Regions from separate parts of the Mus musculus genome. Here region 2 is linked to region 1. The links are chromatin contacts, found by Hi-C or POLR2A ChIA-PET in ENCODE. All regions are on one chromosome and are shown on one strand. The core of a region is the stretch at or near the end of the contact, and the rest is flanking DNA. Distances in the headings are between cores, read along the strand shown.

Evidence for each region. Hi-C counts contacts between places; a loop is a spot of excess contacts on that map. ChIA-PET counts read pairs that join two places held with the same protein, here RNA polymerase II (POLR2A).
Region 2: POLR2A ChIA-PET joins it to region 1 with 22 read pairs in embryonic stem cell. The contact joins the promoter of Lrpap1 here to the promoter of Dok7 in region 1. A Hi-C loop is called at or near these places in 1 of 37 maps with a recorded cell type or tissue (Patski). POLR2A ChIA-PET finds 5 or more read pairs at or near these places in 4 of 5 experiments (Patski and embryonic stem cell).

The regions. Positions count from the first base shown.
Region 1 is chr5:35,054,188-35,061,226 of GRCm38, forward strand. Dok7 (docking protein 7) reads left to right here and starts at 2,579. Exons shown (of 10, transcript NM_001348478.1): 1 at 2,579-2,801; 2 at 2,905-2,950. The coding sequence starts at 2,748.
Region 2 is chr5:35,101,219-35,107,797 of GRCm38, forward strand. Lrpap1 (low density lipoprotein receptor-related protein associated protein 1) reads right to left here and starts at 4,481. Exons shown (of 8, transcript NM_013587.3): 1 at 4,261-4,481; 2 at 1,177-1,321. The coding sequence starts at 4,473.

The DNA of each region.
Region 1 (7,039 bases), core at 1,329-3,828:
CCACGTCTTCATGGTCACATGGGGGTGAGAACATCAGCGAATGCCCGGGGAGCTGGGGGTGGGGGTATCTAGTCCATAATACCCTTCCTCTCATCATGTGACTAGTGACAAATGTTTGCATGATAGTTTAGTTTGTGTAATGGCTGGACTCAGAAGTGGTAGTCAGCTCTACCCACTCGGCACTTCCTGGAGTCCTCTGTACAGTTTCCCTCAGTGGAAGGGATAATGGGGTTGTGAGTCTTGGTGCCTGCCACAGCCCGCTGGAGTGTGTCTGTCCGGCATTCCCAGTTACCTAGAGATGCCAAGGCAGGCAGACAGGCCCCCTAGTTCCACTCTCCCCTGTGTATGTAAAGGGATCATTTGAGAGCCTCTTGCATATACAATCATCCCTGACAGAGGTGACAAAGCCAGGCAACAGCAGGAAATGGAGGCCACGTGATGGTGTGCATGCTCTTGTCTGGTAGGTGGCAAGTACAGCATCTCACAGAGGTCTGTGACTGCAGAGCCACCGATGGGACAACATCCTGAGATCATGGGTGCGGTGGCGGTGGTCTGACTGGCCACAGTGTGTAGCAACAGTACTGTGGTGGTGAGCTCAGACAGTGGTACAGCTGTGACCACAACTGGAAGCTCCCTGTGGTGTCCAGTGTCCAGTGGTGCCAGGCAGAGGGGTGTTGGGGCTAAGTGTCATCCTGCCTCACATGTGACTGGGCCTTCCTGCCATCTCACTCCTTCCAGCTGTCACCTTGATTCTTCAAGAGGCTTAACATCCTTCTGGTCAGCTGCTTTGGTGGTCAGAGAGAGTTTCATCATGTAGAGCCCCAGCAACTCTGGTTGTAACATCTGGGGAAACTGAGGCACAAAGAGGGCCAAGGTCATAAGAATTCTTTCTACAAGGCCAGACCGAGTCCTCCATTGGCCGATTTTTGGCAGACTTGGACCACAGGGCTGTCCTCTAGGTCATGTGGAGTGGGAGAATAAAAGCTGTCTATCCCCATGGCGCCCGCATTTCCGGGGCCAGTGCGGGAGCAGGTGCAGCTGCCAGGCGTGGCTAGAGTTTGGGCCAAGGCCAGCGCTTGGAATGCAGCAGGACGTGGCCCCTCCCTGAAGGGAAGAGCAAGTGCCAGCCGCCTGGGCTGGAGGATATGCTCATGGCCACAACCCCCAAATGACTCCACACCGGCTGTCCTGAGTCGGTTCCCCAGGGGCCTTCAGTGTGTGGGTAGTATGAATGGGGCTCTGTGGCCAGCAACAGTTTAGTGGAAGGCACTGGTGTGCCACATAGGTTATACAGGATAGAGGAACATATAGAGTGCCTTCCTAGACCTGGTGCCCTCTCCCCATCAAGATAACCAGGAAAACATTAAAAGCAGCCCTGTGACCCACTGAAGGTTTGCCCTCCAGATTCTCTAGAGGGGCTGTGGCAAGGACTCTCGGGTTGAGTACTGCTCTGGGGTCAGTACTTGTGGGTCCATCCTGGCCATGAGTCCTGACACCACTCTGACCCTCAGTTTCTCTATAAGGGGTAGACAGGAAGCAGTCTAAAGAGTCTGGGCAGGATATAGTGAAGACGCACGCACTGCGCGAACAGTTTGACACGTAGCCCTTTTCTACCCGGGTCAGAGCTCCTTGGGGTCGGGGATCAGGATGGGCAAATTCATCAAGCTTCATTGTGTGTCTGAGTTTATTTTGCTAGATGCAGTTAGTTGGCAATTGTGGGTGTTCTCTGTTCCCTGGGGTGCTAAGTCATGTATCTGGGGAGTCTATGACATAGGTCTAACAAATGCTTAAGTTCCACAGTAAGCTGGGGTGGTGGTATAAAACTTAGCACCGGCCTTAAGCAACCTTAACCTGGGCAACAGGCTGGGGTAGAGAAATTCAGAGGCTCTGAGGGCATTTGGCTGGACAGGGGGATACTAGGTGAGGCTGTTCCCAGGCAGCATGGATCCCTAGGCTCTTCATGCTGTAAGGCTGGTGCAAGCTGGCCTTCAGAAGTAGGAGAGACCAGCCAGGGAGACCTGGGGCAATGAGGTGACATAGTGGGCTCTGGTCCTGGCAGCCACTGAGGTCTGCTCTGCCAGATACTCAAGTTGAATGGGAGGGACAGTGACCTGAAGAGTACATATGCCCACTTTCTCATCTGCCTGGAGGGCGGCCACCTCTGGCGATGGGGAAGGCCTAGGGACTGGATAATGTATTGGACCTGGGCTGTTGGTCTGTTGTCAGGGGTGCCTCGTGGCCCCATGAGATGGAGGAAGGGCAGGTGCAAAGGATGAAGCCATTGAAGCCAAACCAAAACTGGGACTGGGCAGGCACAAGGCCACAAAGCCTTCTGTGGGGTTGTCTTGGGACAGTTTTCTTCCCTTTGGGAAACTGCCCCTGTCCCAGTTTCTCCTCCCAGGCTGAGTTTCGTTCTCCAGAGGCTGCTTCAGATGGTCTTAAGCAGTGGTCCTGAGACCTGGCAGGAGCAGCGTGGGCTGGCAGCCAGCAGAGTGCAGAGGCTGTCCAAGGCCACTGCCACCTACTGGCTTGCACTTTACTAGGGTCTTAAAGACTGAGGCCCGGGGTGCCCCGCCCAGTCTCCCCCACATCCAGGTCCCCGTGTCGCTGCGCCCCGCCCGCCGCGCCGGGCCCGCCCTCCTGGCGCAGCCCAAGGCCCTCCCGGAGCTATTTTGAAAGTGACCCTGGGCTCAGGCGCCCAGGACGCGTGGAGAGGGCGCAGCGGGCGGCGGGAACCATGACAGAAGATGACCGAGGCAGCGCTGGTGGAGGGCCAGGTCAAGCTGCGGGACGGCAAGAAGGTTGGGGCGCCGCGGGGGCGCGGGGCGGGGGCGCGCTTGGGTGGGGGCGGGGGCGCGGAGCGGGCGCGCGCGGGCGGCTTCTCACGCTGTCCTGTCTCCGCAGTGGAAGAGTAGGTGGCTGGTGCTGCGCAAGCCATCGCCGGTGGCAGGTGAGCGGCGGGGCCGCGGGCGGGACGGCGGGTGGCGGGTCTCAGCGAGCCATCCGGACCCTGCCGGCCCTACAACCGGTGGCTGAGGTGCCAGCTCTCCCGAAATAGCCGCGGGGGAGCCGCTGAAACCCAGCCCCACGGCGGTAACCGGAGAGTCGAAGCCGCTCGGGCGCCCGGACCCTGGGACCTGGCCACCCGCAACACAGACCTAACCGGTCCCCGAGTGTGGTGTTGTGGGGGTCCCAGTTCCTGTGTGGGCCAACACCTTTCCTGGACCAGCAGAAGCCCAGAGGGGCTGCAGCCTACCCATGGAGGAGCAGGCAGAATGTGCCTCGGTGATATAGGTGTCCTGGTGAAAATGTATCAGGAATTCCTAAGCCGCATCCCAAGCAGTGCCACCTCCTCCCAATCCCATACCCTCAGGTAGAGAAAAGATGGTCTGCCAGGTAGGAAGAGTCCTGTTTCTGTGTCCCAGGACCTTTACTTTGTTTGGGGGAGACACACTTCTGAGAAAAGAAAGTGGTACCAGGGTCTGCTCCCCTCAGTATGAGGAGAGCCAGGAAGGAGCCAGGGCAGCTCTGCAGCTCCAGCCTGGGACTGCAGCTGTTTCGGGAGACAGGTGCCTTGGAGTTGGCCCAGGATCCAGGGGTCTGTAGGGGAAGTTGGGTGGGGGCGCGTGTGTGGCTGCCTCACACATGTGCAGGCAGCCAGAGTGACTTCCAGGATGCTGGTGCCTGTCAGCTCCCTGGAGGGGTGGCACAATTCACTAGCTGCTTTTGTGAACAGTCTCCTTTTGTCTGGCTCCTGGTTCCACGGTGTCTTCACTCAGTCCTTCAAGCCCAGACCTTCTGTGGCAAAGCCTGGAGGGCTTCGGGGGGGGGGGGGGGCACGGTTCTTGTCTTTGGCATTCCAGGATATCCGGGGAGAGGGTGATTGGAGACTGGGGAGGGGAAGGGACCCTGGACACTGCCAGGCTTGGGGGCTGGATGGAGCAGTAGAGAAGTAAAGTCCACAGAGAATTTAAGTGGCTTTGATCAGCTGTGGTCCGTGTGTACCAGTCTGGCTGGTGAGGGATCCTGGGGAAGACTATGGAGTTAGGTCTGTCCCAGAGAGCATCCTGAAGTATGCTCACCGACTCTGTGGGAATCTAAGAGCCTCATGTATTCTAGGCAGTGAGTAGGCCAGAGGTCCCCAGGGGTGGGACTGGCAAAGGAACCTGGATTACAAGCTGTCCCCAGATGGGACTCTGAGGTTGAGCTGGGATGTGTCAGAGGTAGGAAGTGACTGAGTCAAAAGTGGAGGGTGTGGCCTGTCTCTCTAGCCTGTCCCTCCTGAGCCTACTTGCTGTCCCAAGACCTCTTCCTGAGCTACACAGCCCATAGCCTCCACCTCCCACTGTGGCTTTCTCCTCCCACCTGCCCATCTTATCCCACTGGAGACTGGATCTTCCCTACCCCACCCTCTCCCTCCCTCTAGACGGAGGCTGACACCTGTGTCCTTGAGGACCTGAGGTCTGGACTCTGTTGATCTGGTATGGGAGGGAGAGAACAGCTCTGTTTTCTTGTCCTGAGAAACCAATGGGTCCTTGGCTTTAAAATTGTGACTTCCTTTGTGGAGGCTCATGGGAGGTAGTTGAGAGGGACCAGGAACACAGAGTTCTTTGTCAGCTCTCTCTCTCTCTCTCTCTCTCTCTCTCTCTCTCTCTCTCTCTCTCTCCCTCCCTCCAACACAGCTGCTGGGCCATCGTGCTCCAAAGGGCCCACTGATGGGAAGTTCTTCCTACCAGGCTTGTCTCAGTGTGGGATCTCAGAGTGGGACTGTGTGCCTGGTGAGGGATGGACGTCTGGGTCATCTCTCTGGGCAGACCTTCAGGAGAGGTCCTGGGCAGTGGCTCACTGAGATCAGAGCTTTGGTTCTTAGCCTGTCTTCTTTGTGGTGTGGTCTCTTGGTGGAGAGCAGGAGACAGCCCGTGGACCATCCTCAGCAGTGGTTCCAGCAGCCGGACAGTATTCTCAGAGAATGCTAATCTGTTGCTTCCCATGTGGGCTGTTTCAGGGGCTTCATCTAGCTTGGGAAATCCACTAGGAGGGAACCACATTCTGAACCTGGCAGAGAAGCCAGGGTCCAGACAGAGGGGTAAGGGAGATTTTATACCCTGTCTTTCTCTGGGGCTTTGCCCTTCATTCCTGAAAGCTTGGGATCCCTAGCTCAGCCCCATCTGTAGGCAGCCATGGTATGACTGTCCCAGAGAGGTGCATGACCCCACCTGCAGGAGGATGCCCCACCCACTGCTCATGAGGACTGCAGAGGTCTCAAGCCCACCCACAGGGGACAGAAGCCTTGAATATGGGGTCCTATGCAAGACAGAGCTCAGGAAACCCTAACTTTGAAGTTGGTATCTCTGAAAATGGCAGGTGTATTTCAGGAAAACCGAGACCCCGTGATTGGTGACCCAATACTTCCTGAGTTGGCACCTCTAGCTTTGGATTATCTAGATCTCTGCCTCCTTCCCAGTGGGAGCGTGTGACACCTCAGCCCAAGGCTGAGACAGGGCAGGATGGCAGCTAGACCTCTCTCTTCATGGGGACATCACAGGGGACAGGAATACCTGGGTCAAGGCTTGATTCAGCTCCTGTGCTATGTGGCCGGGCAGCCACATCTTCCCTGAGTATCTTTGTCCTTAGCTGGATGTTCTAGGTTGGTCCTTGCCTGGCTATTCCCACATCTGCCTTGTCCTACCTGGGCCTCAACTCTGAGCCCCACCCGCACACTCTTGGGAACACCCATGTCTATGTGTCTCCCTCACCTGTTTGGAGCAGTAAACACTGTGTCTTTCCTAAGATAAACTTTGAGCCTGGGGCCTCACACTCCATCTTGTCCCCATGGGTCCCCAGGTTCAGGGTGATCTCAGGTTGCTGCTTGCTTTTATCCACACCACTTCTGAGGGTAGTCAGTGCCTCAAGGTCACTGTGACCTCCAGGGCTAGACCTGCCCCACAGCTGCTACGGTTCTCTTCTACTTCCTCCCAACTCTGCCCTCCCTGTCCCCCTCTGATCACTCCGTCTTCCCTGCACTGTGTCCCTCCACCCAGAGGCTTCAGCTCTGCCTGTCCCTCCTGCCCTCTGTGTGGCCCTGGGCCCTGGCTAAAAGGCCTCAGTGAGCTCATGACAGCTCCATGGTTATTTTTACATCTTTAGATGCCTTCCAGCTGCCTGCCCACATGGCTATTCCATGTCCAATGGGCTTCATAGCTCCGTCCATCTAGGGAAGACCCCAGTCTCAGCTGCATCCCTGAAAGTCCTCCCTAGTATCTTCATCCTGCCCCTGTCCCAGAAGCCATCTTTGCCTCCACTGGCCCCTGCCAATCTACAGACATTCCTGTGGCTCCTGCCTGGAGCACTGGGGCAGGTTCAGATATCAGCTCAGAGACTGTTCCTTTCCATGCCCTTGTCCAGCCCAGCAGACCCACGGTATCCCTTAATGGGGCAGGACAGGAGTGTCTGAAGCCATGCTGCCCCTGGGTGTCTGTTCTCTATCCAGTAGCCAAGGCTGGGCCAGCCTTCCATACTCAGTACTCTTAGAACGAACTTCTGGGCACCAAGCCTTCCTGGCTCATGTCCCTGTGACTTGGTTCTCTTGTTCTCTGGGTCCTTCGGGTATTCATAGAGAGCTCTCTGGGCTTTTGTTCTGACTGTTTCCTGTGGGGGCTGCTAAGCTTGGTCCCTGAGGGGTCATTATTTTGCTCATCCTCAGAGGTCATACCCCCACTCCCACCATCAGGTTGCCTCCATTCTTGATCATCACATAATACTATGCCAAAAATTAGCTGTTGGCTTGTATGTTGGCTTGTATGTCCCCGTGTCTCCGCCCATTGATCCAGGTCCCTAGGAGATGAGACAGGCTGACAGAATTGGAGTTAGCAGGATAAGGGTGGGACATTTGGAGTAGTTGATGTCTCAAGGGAGCCCCTTCCATCTGTCCATCCAGTTGCCTCTTTGCCCCAGGCTCACCGAGCCACATGCCAGAGACTGAAGACCCGGGAGGTGGCTGTGGCTTCTTTGGCCAATCCCGGAGCCACCCTGCCCTGTT
Region 2 (6,579 bases), core at 3,231-5,730, 49 kb after region 1:
CCACCAAGGGCTTAGAAGGGTCAACTTCATGTGTCAGCTCCTAATCCTGTCAGGTCTGCTGCTCTATGAGCCAGACCCTGTCAAGCTGGAAGAAGCTAACCCCACCCAGGACACTGGCTAGCCAGACGACGGTGGTCACCAGCTCTCTTCCTGGCCTTCTGCGTTCCTCTATTTCTGAGCCCAACTCTATCTCTGCAGAGCTGGCTGCTCACTTCCTTCTGGCAGCTCCCAGCCTCCTCTCCTAGGAAGCCAACTCCACACTCACCATCAAGCCTGAGGAAGGGACTCTATACAGAGCAACTCCTGCCATAGCAGAGACCTTAGCACTGAGGGTTAGTTCTGAGGAAGCTGCTTGTATGAACCATGGTTACAATTCAGTTGCTTATAACAGCCAACATTAACTCCCATCACCCATCCTGCATACCAGTAGTACCTTACAGAGGGCACTACCCTCAGTTTGGGACTACTATGAGAGGCAGGGCATGCCTAGGTCACGTGGAAAGCAGTGTGTTAGCACAAGGAGTGGGGGTATGGCAGTGATGGGGGTCAAATGTGCCTCTGGTTAGCCAGTGAGTGGCAGAGCAGGGATAGAACCTCACGCCCAGGGTATGCAGAAGAGTTGGTGGCCAGTCTATGGGCTAGGTCCCGAATGTCACAGGGTGGCACATAATGAACCCAACTCTTCCTATCAATGCCTGACTGTGGGCTGAGGGTGTGAGGAAGATGGGAGGAGAATCCAAGTGGAGCACACACCCATCCTCTAGACCTAAGGATCCATGTGTGCACTAAGTATGCACAATGCATACGCCATGTGAAACTCTGCCCAATCTTCCATGTCCGCACAAGGAAATCAAGGAAATGCTCACAACCCACCTTGCCAGCACAGTCTGAGATCAGGCCCACTTCCTCATCTGGGTGACAGCATCCTTTGCATCCGTCCTAGCCAAACAGCTCCAGAGCCTTTGGTTGCCTGGGTATCAATGTACCAAGGCCCTAGCCCTGACTCTCTCCCAACATTCATAAAACAGCACAGGAGCTTTTGAGCAAACCCAGGGCATGTGTCCTCAGGTGAGTCACCTCATAGGCTGCACTTGCTGTCACAATGTCCCCCTACTCCAGTCCCTCAACTTGGCCTGGGGGCTGGTGGCTGCCCCCGCTGTGAGAATAGGAAGGTACCGTTGAGGTTGTGGATCAGTTTTGCTTCTTTCTCCCCATCCTTATCCAAGCCTTCCACCTTCAGCTTTTTCCAGTTGAGTTCATCCCTCTCTTGTATCTTCAGGTCAGAATGCAGCTCGGCCAGCCTCACAGGAGACAGATGAAGCTGCCCAAGAAGAAAGGAGGGACATGCGATAAGCCGATGTGCGATGTACCACAGGCAACAAGGCTGACCTGGGGGAGGGGGAACTGAGAGTTCAGAGTGGACAGGGCTGGAAGTCACTGACAAGACACACAGGGACTTCAAAGACTGATGACGCCTATGTCAGGAGCCCAGCTAGAGACACAGCTGAGTCTGTGTCTGGAAATCCCAGGTCCAGGAGGAAGCCAAGGGCTGTCAGAAGGCTCCTGCAGCAGGGCACCACACCTTTCCCACGCTGACACCTGGAGCTACGGACCAGGTAAAGCATACATATCCATTGAAGGGCTGGACTTGGTGAGGAAATGAGTTATTTTTACAAGAAGTAGGAGAAGAAAAAAGAATCACCACATAATAGAAGATTAAATTTATATAAAAAAAAAAACCTTGCCAATATAATCTTACATTTTTTTTTGAGGTACCAGGACCAGATTCAGGGCCTTGTACAAAGTAGGCATGCTACCACAGAGAGATTCTTTCTCAGAATCAGTTAGGACTCTGCTCCCAGGGGACCTGAGAGGTCAGCTCCTGTAATCTGAATACATTTTGTTTAAGAGGATGAGACTGGGTCTCTGAGAGGATGTGGTAACCTGCAGAGGTTTCCCTACCCCAACTCCAAGGAGAGTCCTTTGCTCCCCACACTGCCCAGGAGTCTTCATCTTGCAACACACTGGGCACGTCAGATCGCTGAGTCAGGACAGACATGTCCCAAATCCCGTCACAGCTCATCATCCTAAGTATGTCTACGAAACAGGAACCGGGTAACGCCAGAGTCAGGGCACGAAGGGCTAGACTGCCATGAAGCAATCCCCCTCCTCCCACAAGTCTCAAATTGCCCAATCTCACAAGATAGAGGTGGGCTCCATGCCTTTGCAGAGCTCTCCCATACCCGGCTCCACTCCCTTGGGTATCAAGACAGACCTCAGCTCTTCTAAAGGTGGACTGGGAATGGGGCGAGGCAAAGAGCTCTGCCACACTTTCTCTTCCACCTCATACATGATAAACTGCAAGGATAAAACTTCTCCTGGATAGTGAAGATCACTGAGAATCCCCACAAGGCTACAACCCAGGAGAAGCCTAGGGGAGCACTTCAACTACTTAAAACAGTAGGGATGGGAGCTGATTGCACTATCGGCCTCACCCCGAAGGGCAGAAGGCCCAACCCAAATGTTTACATGAAAGATAAGAACCTGGTGCTCTCCCCCTGAGCTCAGGTGACCTAGCAGGTAGGACCCAGCTGGAAGCCTCCCTGTCTAGAAAGAAAAGCAGCAAAACTCAACCTATGTCCTCAAGGCCTAGGCTCCTTGGAAGTAGAGGGAGTAGACACAGGACATCCTGTAAGGGAAGCCACTGGAAGAACGAATGTCCCCCTCCGTTCAACAGAAAAAGTGAACGCAAATCCCCTGCAGAACTTTAGGGCTGGAGGGCTGGAATGACGTGCAGCCCAAGGCTTAGACAGGATGACGAGAGCAGCCGTCCGCACAGTGACATCAGACTGTGGACAACCAGCAGAAATATAATCTGATGCTGCCACTGATCAGTGGCCATGGTGGAGGTCCAGGAGACCACCAAGGCACAGAGTGAGGATGAAAGTCACCTGGATGTGCATGTGGAGGACTGGGGGCCACCTTCTGAGTGAAAGAGACCCCAGGATCTACGGACAGCAGACCACATTTCCCCAACAGTCTTCGACGGTACCTGCTAATGTCTTCGTGGCCCCATCCTCATCTTACTGGGTAATCCCAGGTGAAGCACACTCATCCCGTGGGCACACCCCTGGAGATGGCGGTCAGGGACAGCCAGCCTTTTACCCTAGATGGTTCCCACTGCTCCCATGCTCTTCACACAGCCACTCCCAGCTCTGCTCCCGGACCCTTCCCCCAGAAAGCTGAACTGCTTTTCCAGGCCACAGGGCTGTCCTAAACCTTTGCAGGCTGGACACTTGTCCCCCTCTTGCAGCAGTCTCTCAAAGACACTGGCTGGCCACTAAGCTGTCTGTGAGGCACCACTCCCCTTCCCCAGAAGCCAACCTCCCAACTACCTCTCCATCCAAAGTCTCCAGGGCCAAAGTTCTACACGGTTTTATTTTAAAAAATCACTTAGTTTGCAAATTATTTACTCTCCCCTCAAACTCAGGAATGTTTAAGCTGGAGGGCTAAAGGGCAACCCTCTGCAAGCTCTAGAGGAAGATAGTGTGGCTCTGAAAGAATACTTAAACAAAAGCCCAAGTCCTAGCCTAGGACTGTAATCTGGGAGGGGACCCAAGTTCCAGGCCAGCCCTCAGGCTCTGGATATCTCCATTTCAAAAGGAAGAGAGATTAGCATAGCTACTAAATCTAACTTCAGCATTCCCCAGACAGGGTGTAGTGTTTACCTATACTAAGGAATTCCAATCCCCTAAGGAACTGCTTTACCCAAATTAACCAGCTCCATTAGCAACTGGGGCTTCTGCAATCTCCATACAGTCTTATCTCAGGGCACCGTTTTTTTTTTTCTTTCATTGGAGTAAATACAGATAAAGAAAAGACTTCCAAGTCTGGCCCCATGTAGAAAGTGCCCCCCCTCCCCTCTACCTCCATCTGAATTGGCTCTTTGGAAAATTAGCTTTTTGGGCAGAGGTGTCCACAGCTAGGAAGGGTGGGTGTCACTCATTCTTTAGGGTCCCTAATTGCACTAAAGGCAACCACAGGCCCTTGACACCAGCACCAAGTTCCTTTAGGGCCTATGGGTCTCTTATTACAAGTGAGGTCAAGATGGCCCACCTGACATTTAAAGGGGGGCTGTACAAAGGGTAGGCCGTTCCCCGTCCCAGAGGTTATGTTGGCCTCTCAATCAGGGCCCTGCTCTCCTTCGCTCACACGCAGCACCTCGCCCCCATCCCCGCGCGTCTCCCTGGCCCCGCTCACCCGCTTGGCCTTCTCCCATAGCTGGTTCAGCTTCTCCATGCGGAACTCCTCCCCGGACTCGCGCTTGGCGGCCATCTCCGGCTCGTTCTTCTCTCGCGAGTACTTGCCGCCATGGCCTGCTATGGGCTGGGGCACAAGCATCAGCGGCAGCAACAACAGCACTAGCAGTTGGAGCCGGGGCAGCGTAGAGACCCTCTCTCTTCGAGGCGCCATCTTCCTCTGAAGCGCTAGCAGACTGACAGGACTGGGTCTTGTAGGACCGCCCATCTGTAGCCCCGCCCATCAACCGGTCTCCGCGAGGCCCCGCCTCCCTTCTCAATCCGATCCCGCCCACCCCAGGCCCCGCCCATATGACTGCCCACTTTTCGGTCTCTGGCTCCGCCCTGCCCAACACCAGCAAAGAGCAATTATCCCAAGGTATTTTCACGCTGGGGCTGCAAAATTCAGAGCTCACTAGCGGGGCTGTAAGGAGAAGCAGCTGGGAAAGCGCACTTATGCACCGCCCCACTCCTCGTAATCACACAAGAAGTGCGGCGGAAGATGATTTTGCCATTAAACCCGGGAGCAGCTATCTCAGCTCCGTCTTTGGGACACATCCCAGACACTTCCCCTCCGGGGTTTCTGTTTGGAAGGCTTTGTGCACTTGCCTAGTCTCTGCACCTGCAGCCCTGGAGAAAATCCAATGGACATAGTGAGGCCCAGCAAGCCTGTTGGGGACATGGCCTGGCCTGGTGACAACCTGGTGCTCGAGGAACCCAGGAGTCTGGTACAGGCACCAGCAGTTTGGGCCCAGGAGGGACAGGCAGAAGAGTCGTCTGGTAAGGATGACCAGTGTCTTAGTCAGGGTTTCTATTCCTGCACAAACATCATGATCAAGAAGCAAGTTAGGGAGGAAAGGGTTTATTCGGCTTACACTTCCATGCTGCTGTTCATCACCAAGGAAGTCAGGACTGGAACTCAAGCAGGTCAGGAAGCAGGAGCCGAGCAGAGGCCATGGAGGGATGTTCCTTACTGGCTTGCTTCCCCTGGCTTGCTCAGCCTGCTCTCTTATAGAACCAAGACTGCCAGCCCAGAGATGGTACCAATCACAAGGGGACCTCCCCACTTGATCACTAATTGAGAAAATGCCTTACAGTTGGATCTTGTGGAGGCATTTCCCCAACTGAAGCTCCTTTCTCTGTGATAACTCCAGCTGTGTCAAGTTGACACAAAACTAACCAGTACAACCAGAAAGGGTCTCCAATAGGGAGATACATGGAGGACAAGGGTAGGGGATATTTGGGGGGAGTGGTGCTTTTTTCTTTTTTTAATAGTTTTAAGCTGTATTTTGTGTTTCCACAAAAAGGGTTCAGTATATCTGGAACCCTGGTGGTTTGCAGACGTTAGCACCTGTTTTCTGAGATCTATTTTTGGTTTGGTTTGGTTAGCTCTGGTTATCCTGGCATTCACTATATAGACCAAACTAGCCTCAAACTCAGAGATTTGTATGCCTCTGCCTCCCAGATACTGGGATTAAAGGTGTGCACCACTTTGCCCGGCCTAAAATGTCTCCTTTTCAGATAGGAGAGAGGGTTTTGTTTTTGTTTGGGGGTTTTTGTTGTTATTTTGGCTTTGTCTGGTTGTTTAGATCAAACAGGATCTTACTCAGTAGCTCTGGAACTCAACTATGTAGATCAGGCTCACCTTGAACTCTCAAAGAGATCTATCTACCTGATGCTATCTTCCAATTGTCTGAGATCTTTTTTGTTGTTGTTGTTTGTTTTTGTTGTTGTTGTTTTGAGACAGTGTTTCTCTGTGTAGCCCTGGCTGTCCTGGAACTCACTCTATAGACCAGGCTGGTCTTGAACTCAGAAATCCGCCTGCCTCTGCCTCCCAAGTGCTGGCATTAAAGGCCTGTGCCACCACCGCCCGGCTTGTCTGAGATCTTAAGGGCAGTTGCTTCATTTATTTTCTCCGGTTTCAGATAACAATGTGAAGCTGGTCCCTAGTCACCTATCTTCTCCAGGAGCACAGTCTCCCAGCTGCATGGCAGTCAGTGTTTAATGCACTAGCCTTGTTTATGTGCTCAGATCAGTCTCACTGTAACAAGCCTAGCAATTCATGAAGGCCCCGGACAGACCGGACGTTTTGACCCTTCTCCAGTCTTCTGGTGGATGCACTCCAGGTGTGAGTTGGAGCCAGGCTTCCTCCCCTTCACTACAGGTTCCAAGACTGCCTCCCACAGGCAGAGGTGGTTGGAGCCCTGTTGCCTCTGCTCAGGGTTCACTACCTGCATCCTTCCCAGGAATGCTGTAGGCTGGGAATGCTGTAGCAGTTCTG